2 separate regions of the Homo sapiens genome follow, and region 2 is linked to region 1. A link is an interaction called in ENCODE POLR2A ChIA-PET data of the cell type or tissue named here. Cell type or tissue: PC-3. All regions are shown on one strand.

Region 1 (4,000 bases):
AGTGTACCTCCTCAGGTGGGTCCCTGACCCCCGTGCCTCCTGACTGGGAGACACCTCCCAACAGGGGTTGACAGACACCTCATACAGAAGAGCTCTGGCTGGCATCTGGTGGTTGCCCCTCTGGGACGAAGCTTCCAGAGGAAGGAATAGGCAGCAATCTTTGCTATTCTGCAGCCTCTGCCAGTGATACCCAGGAAAACAGGGTCTGGAGTGGACCTCCAGCAAACTCCAGCAGACCTGCAGCAAAGGGTCATGACTATTAGAAGGAAAACCAACAAACAGAAAGGAATAGCATCAATATCAACAAAAAGGATGTTCATATAAAAACCCCATCTGAAGGTCACCAGCATCAAAGATCAAAGGTAGATAAATCCATGAAGATGAGAAAACACCAGTGCAAAAAGTTTGAAAATTCAAAAAACCAGAATGCCTCTTTTCCTCCAAAGGATCACAACTCCTCACCAGCAAGGGAACAAAACTGGACAGAGAATGAGTTTGATGAATTGACAGAAGTAGGCTTCAGAAGGTGGGTAATAACAAACTCCTCTGAGCTAAAGAAGCATGTTCTAACCCAATGCAAGGAAACTAAGAACCTTGAAAAAAGGTTAGACGAATTGCTAACTAGAATAACAGGTTTAGAGAAGAACATAAATGACCTGATGAAGCTGAAAAACACAGCACTAGAACTTCATGAAGCATACACAAGTATCAACAGCTGAATCAATCAAGCAGAAGAAAGGATATCAGAGATTGAAATTCAACTTAATGAAATAAAGCATGAAGACAAGATTAGAGAAAAAAGAATGAAAAGGAATGAACAAAGCCTCCAAGAAATATGGGACTATGTGAACAGACCAAACCTATGTTTGATTGGTGTACTTGAAAGTGACGGGGAGAATGAAACCAAGTTGGAAAACACTCTTCAGGATATTATCCAGGAGAATTACCCCAACTTAGCAAGATAGGCCAACATTCAAATTCAGGAAATACAGAGAACACCACAAAGATACTCCTCGAGAACAGCAACCCCAAGACACATAATTGTCAGATTCACCAAGGTTAAAATGAAGGAAAAACTGTTACGGGCAGCCAGAGAGAAAGGTTGGGTTACTAACAAAGGGAAGCCCATCAGACTAATAGTAGATCTCTCTGCAGAAACCCTGCAAGCCAGAAGAGAGTGAAGGCCAATATTCAACATTCTTAAAGAATTTTCAACCCAGAATTTTATATCCAGACAAACTAAGCTTCATAAGCAAAGGAGAAATAAAATCCTTTACGGACAAACAAATGCTGAGAGATTTTGTCACCACCAGGCCTACCTTACAAGAGCTCCTGAAGGAAGCATTAAATATGGAAAGGAAGAACCGGTACCAGCCACTGCAAAAACATACCAAATTGTAAAGACCGTTGATGCTATGAAGAAACTGCATCAACTAACGAGCAAAATAACCAGCTAGCATTATAGTGACAGGATCAAATTCACACATAGCAATATTAACCTTAAATGTAAATGGGCTAAATGTCCCAATTAAAAGACACAGACTGGCAAACTGAATAAAGAGTCAAGACCCATCAGTGTGCTGTATTCAGGAGACCCATCTCACGTGTAAAGACACACATAGGCTCAAATAAAGGGATGGAGGAATATACACCAAGTGAATGGAAAGCAAAAAAAAGCAGGGGTTGCAATCCTAGTCTCTGATAAAACAGATTTAAGCCAACAAAGATCAAAAAAGACAAAGAAGGGCATTACATAATGGTAAAGGGATCAATGCAACAAGAAGAGCTAATTATCCTAAATATATATGCACCCAACACAGAAGCACCCAGATTGATGAAGCAAGTTCTTAGAGACTTACAAAGAGACTTAGACTCCCACACAATAATAGTGGGAGACTTTAACACCCCACTGTTAATATTAGACAGATAAACAAGACAGAAAACTAACAAGGATGTTCAGGACTTGAACTCAGCTCTGGACCAAGTAAACCTAATAGATATCTACAGAACTCTCCACCCAAAATCAACAGAATATACATTCTTCTCAGCACCACGTCACACTTATTCTAAAATTGACCACATAATTGGAAGTAAAACACTCCTCAGCAAATGCAAAAGAAGAGAAATCCTAACAAACAGTCTCTCAGACCAAAGTGCAATCAAATTAGAACTCAGGATTAAGAAACTCACTTAAAACCTGACAACTACATGGGAACTAAACAACTTGCTCCTGAGTGACTACTGGGTAAATAACGAAATGAAGGCAGAAATAAATTAGTTATTTGAAACCAATGAGAACAAAGACACAACATACCAGAATCTCTGGGACACAGCTAAAGCAGTGTTTAGAGGGACATTTACAGCACTAAATGCCCACAGGAGAAAGCAAGAAAGATCTAAAATCGACACCCTAACATCACAATTAAAAGAACTAGAAAGGCAAGAGCAAACAAATTCAAAAGCCAGCAGAAGGTAAGAAATAACTAAGATCAGAACAGAACTGAAGGAGATAGAGACACGAAAAACCCTTCAAAAATCAATGAATCCAGGAGCTGGTTTTTTTGAAAAGCTTAGCAAAATAGATAGACTGCTAGCCAGACTAATAAAGAAGAAAAGAGAGAAGAATCAAATAGACACAATAAAAAATGATAAAAACGGATATCACCACTGACCCCACAGAAATACAAACTACCATCAGAGAATACTATAAACACTTCTATGCAAGTAAACTAGAAAATCTAGAAGAAATGGATAAATTCCTGGACACTTACACACTCCCACCTTATACAAAGACTCCCAAGACTAAACCAGGAAGAAATCAAATCGCTGAATAGACCAATTACAAGTTCTGAAATTGAATGAGTAATTAATAGCTTACCAACCAAAAAAAGCCCAGGACCAGACAGATTCACAGCCAAATTCTACCAGAAGTACAAAGAGGAGCTGGTACTATTCCTTCTGAAACTATTCCAAATAATAGAAAAAAAGGGAATCCTCCCTAACTCATTTTATGAGGCCAGCATCATCCTGATACCAAAACCTGGCAGAGACACAACAATAAAAGAAAATTTCAGGCCAATACTCCTGATGAACATTGATGTGAAAATTCTCAATAAAATACTGGCAAACCGAATCCAGCAGCACATCGAAAAGCTTATCCACCATGATCAAGTCGGCTTCATGCCGGGATGCAAGGCTGGCTCAACATATGCAAATCAATCAATGTAATCCATCACATAAACAGAAACAACGACAAAAACCACATGATTATCTCAATAGATGCAGAAAGGCCTCCAATAAAATTCAACACCGCTTCATGCTAAAAACTCTCAATAAACTAGGTATTGATGGAATGTATCTCAAAATAATAAGAGCTATTTATGACAAACCCACAGCCAATATCATATTGAATGGGCAAAACCTGGAAGCATTCCCTCTAAAAACCAGCACAAGACAAGGATGCCTTCTCTCACCACTCCTATTCAACATAGTATTGGAAGTTCTGGCCAGGGCAATCAGGCAAGAGAAAGAAATAAAGCGTATTCAAATAGGAAGAGAGGAAGTCAAATTGTCTCTGTTTGCAGATGACATGATTGTATATTTAGAAAATCCCATCTCAGCCCAAAATCTCCTTAAGCTGATAAGCAACTTCAGCAAAGTCTCAGGATACAAAATCAGTGTGCAAAAATCACAAGCATTCCTATACACCAATAACAGGCAAACAGAGAGCCAAATCATGAGTGAAATCCCTTTCAGAATTGGTACAAAGAGAATAAAATACCTAGGAATACAACTTACAAGGGATGTGAAGGGCTTCTTCAAGGAGAACTACAAACCACTGCTCAAGGAAATAAGAGAAGACACAAACAAATGGAAAAACATTCCATGCTCATGGATAGGAAGAATCTATATCGTGAAAATGACTATACTGCCCAAAGTAATTTATATATTCAATGCTATCCCCATCAAGCTACAAATGACTTTCTTACAGAATTAGAAA
Region 2 (4,000 bases), 77 kb before region 1:
TAATAACCTCAGACTTTTAAAATGTATGTTATTTGGGTACTTCTATTAAATGTTGCCTTTTGTCTAAATAAAATCCACAGGAATTAAATCAACAACTAGAAAAAAGAAAAGAAATGGAAGAACGTGAAAAAAGAAAGATAATTGCTGAAGAAAAGCACAAGGAATGGGTTCAGAAAAAGAATGAGCAAGTAAGGAGGGGAAAATGGATACACACATTGACATCTCTTTTGCAAAATATTTCTTCCTATTATACTTCATTACCTAGGTTTTAAAAAATACTTCTCTTAGAGTCTTTCTTCTTTGGCTTGTTTTGTTTTTCTATCCTGGTGGACATTTATCAAGTCTCTATCTTCTGCCCTTTGCCCTCTACTTTTCTCCTTTTTCCCTCCTGTGGCTTGCACTAATATTTGCCTGCAGGCAGTCACCAAGTCTGTATTTCTAGGCCTGACCTTTTGGATCCTTATGGCAAGTGCCTCCAAGTCTGCAAATCTAAAACAACCCATTTTGCCCATTTCTCCTTCGTAAATCCATCCTCCCATTTCTCTGTTTCATTCAGCTGTCTTCTCGGTCATCAAGGCTTAATTAGAATTCTTCTGTTGTTCCTAATCATCTCCTCCTTTTCTTTACAATTACTACTCCCCTGTTTGTGATCTCTTTCCATTATATCTTTCAACTTGTTGTTTACTTCTTATACTGGATTGTAAGCTACATAAGGGCAGGGATTTTTGCCTCTTTTGTTCAGTTTTCCAGGAGCTAGATGAATACCTGCGCATGATATATGTCCAAAAATAGTTTAATTGAGTGAAGATGTTCATTGAATGGCTGCATTTTTTCCTTTTAATTTTAATATATTCTTCTATGGATCACACACATTCGAAATTTTAAAAATACTTATTCTGTGGTCAATTTGTCTTCTGTTGTGATTTTTACATATTTAGAGTGGTACTGCTTTTATTATTATAATCCAGTTTTACAAATGTGGAAAAATGTTTAAATTGTAGGACAATATTTTAAATTTTAATTCTAACTTTTTATCTTTATTGTTGAATCTAATGCCTAATGGTATTAATAAGAGTACTAAGTAAATAATTTCAGTAAATTGAAGATGATATAACCTTCTTCATCCAAGTATTATAAGAAGGAAATTGGTTAGATGTATGTGTGTTATAACCATATTTGTTTAGAAGTCAATTACTTTGTTTTTTTAAAAAAGTTTACTTCATCCCATGATATAACATGAAAGAGATCTTTGTGAATAAATTCAAAAATCAAAATAAATCTCTGTGACTGTTATAAAACTTTGGGTAATATCTTTTTGAAATTTGTAACTATAAAACAAAATTATTTTACACATGCAGAATAGTTTGCTCTTTCCTCTAAAAGTCCTTCTTATCTTCTAACTCCATTAAGCTAATTTTACCATGCCAATCAAACCTAGTTGTTGTTTGTCTAGGAATGTAAGATACTTCTGGGAGACAATATATTCACTGTTTTAATTAGTGGCAGTAGACCTAATCCAATTATTTGAAGAAAAAAAAAATTATTTCTTTTGGAGGGAAGTGGCTTGCCCTGACATAAATCACTAGTTATTGAAGGCAAAATTCCGTAATGTTGAGAATTATTTAAAAATAAAACTGAGACGTTATATTTACCTGTTCTGCAGAACTCTTGTTCATGTTAAGGAATAATTGATTATTCTTTTTTTTTTTTTTTTTTCTTTAAGACCTATCAGATTTCTTCTTTCAGACATAGTTACATTTACCTCTATTTGTAAAGACTGCTCTCCTGGTTCTTCTCTTCCTGTCTGGCATCTAGCTTTTTTCTCCTCTGTTTACATTTCATGGTGTGTGGTCCTCAGCTGCCTCCAGCTTCATTCACATTTTAGCTGTATCTGTGGCTGCTATTTTCTCTAAGTCATATTCACTGTGTTTTATCAAAAAATCAGACACAAAGAATTTATGCATTCATTAGCAAAGCTAGTTTCTTATAATATGACTGTAAATTCTTAAGTGCTTTTAAAATAAATGTTCTATCTCATCTGGTACTCCTAACATTTGTGTTGCCGTGGTAATTTATTTTCTGGATGTGTTTATTACAGTGTTATCACATATTTTGTAAAAGGTCCTTTACTTTTAATGTTTTTAAAAATTATTTAAAAATAAAATCGTTTTTCGTTCTCAAAACACAACTGATTTTCTAATGTAAGACATTAATTCAGATCAACAAGGTATATGATGGATAACACTGTTATCATTGCATTATTCATGCTTTCAACAAATATTTACTCAGCTTTTACTGTGTGCGAGGCACTATTGGAGAAAGCAAAACAGAAATCCAGAAACTTTAAGTAGCCAATTGTTATGTTAGTTTCCTTTAGTTGTATGAAACAAAGGTTCTCTCGGTGCAGCGTCTTTAAAAAAGGAAGATTTATTGTTGTGCTCTGTGTGGTGTAGAACTAGCGTGCCAGAAAATCTGAAGCCACTTAGTGGCTGGTTCCTCTCTCGGTAGTAGTGACTGCTCTGAGTGCCTGTTGTGTCTTCCTTTTGCTAACTAAAGGCATTCTGTTCACACTTCTTTAGTTTAAATCCTACAGAAGTCTGTCTGATTTTTTTTCAGAATTAATTCTATTGAGCTGTAGTTTGCATACAATAAAATACAACTATTTTAAGTTTGATGACTTTGGCAAATTTAGGTACCCATGTAACCATCACCATTAAAGATACAGAACATTTCCATCACCCCAGAGAGTTTCCTTTTGCCCCTTTGCATTCACCCCCACTCCCTGCCCCCAGCCAGCCTCAGCTCCAAGGAAACCATTAATCTGCTTTCTGTACTTGTAGATTAGAGTTGCCTTTTCTATAATTTCATATAAATGGAATGATAGAATATATAGTCTTTTGTGTTGGTCTTTTGTTTTAAAACTTATCCTGATATTTCATGTATTATTCCTTTTTATTGCTGACTATAGTATTCTATGAAATACATTTCATAGAATATGTTTATCTGTTTCATTCAATTTCATAGAAATTGTTTATCTGTTCACTAGTTGATGGACAATTGAGTTGTTTTCAGTTTGGGATATTATGAATAAAATTCTGTGACCACTCATGTACAAGTCTTTTTGTGGACACTTGTTTTCATTTCTCTTGTGTGAATGCCTAGGAACTAAATTACTGGGCTATATGGTAAGTATGTGTTTAACTTTATAAGAAATTGCCAAACATTTGTCTAAAGTACATGTACCATTTTACATCTCCACTACTATTATAATAAGAAAGTTCCAGTTGCTCCACATCTTTGGCAGATTTGGTATGGCCAATCTTTTTCATTTTAAGTCCTTCTAGTGAGTGTGGAGTGGTATGCCATTGTTTTAATTTTCATTTCCCTGAGATCTGATGATGTTTAGCGTATTTTCATAAGCTTATTATATTAGTCTTCTAGAGCTTCCATAACAAAATACCACAAATTGGGTGGTTTAAACAACAGAAATATATCTTTACTCACAGTTCTGGAGACTGGAAATCAAGATAAAGGCATCTGTAGGTTTGGTTTCTCCTGTGGCCTCTCTCCACGGCTGTCTTTTTATGTCCCCACAGGGCTTTTCTCTGTTCACATATATCCCTGGTGTCTCTTCCTCTTCTTGTAAGGACACCAGTCCTATTGAATTAGGGTCCTACCCTTATGACCTCATTTAAACTTGATTACCTCTTTAAAGATGCAATCTCCAAATACAGTCACATTGAGGATTAGGGATTCAACATAGGAATTTGGGAGAGGGGCAGGAATACAATTCAGTCCATAACATATATTGACCATTTCTACATCTCTTTTGTTGTTGGCTTGTTTTGTGTTGTTGGCTTGTTTTGTGTTGTGTTAAGTCATTTGCCCATTTTTGAAGGGGTTGTATGGCTTATTATTAAGATATGAGAATTTGTATATTCAGACTATAAGTCTCTTCTCAGATATATGTATTGCAAATATTTCTTCCCATTTAACTTTT

The links. ChIA-PET counts read pairs that join two places held together with the same protein. Peaks named below come from ENCODE experiments on the same cell type or tissue, not always from the same donor. Only the 100,000 strongest peaks of a DNase experiment are listed, where the experiment ranks them.
Region 2: POLR2A ChIA-PET joins it to region 1 with 5 read pairs; 3 of 35 experiments call an interaction of 5 or more read pairs at or near these places.

The regions. Positions count from the first base shown.
Region 1 is chr11:27,269,408-27,273,407 of GRCh38, reverse strand. No RefSeq gene overlaps it. Among named protein-coding and RNA genes, the nearest start is that of BBOX1-AS1, 53 kb to the right of the region's middle. In PC-3, no CTCF peak of the experiment used is centred here; no DNase peak of the experiment used is centred here.
Region 2 is chr11:27,346,520-27,350,519 of GRCh38, reverse strand. CCDC34 (coiled-coil domain containing 34) reads left to right here. Exons shown (of 6, transcript NM_030771.2): 3 at 81-188. Among named protein-coding and RNA genes, the nearest start is that of CCDC34, 15 kb to the left of the region's middle. In PC-3, no CTCF peak of the experiment used is centred here; no DNase peak of the experiment used is centred here; H3K4me3 peaks cover 533 bases; H3K27ac peaks cover 629 bases.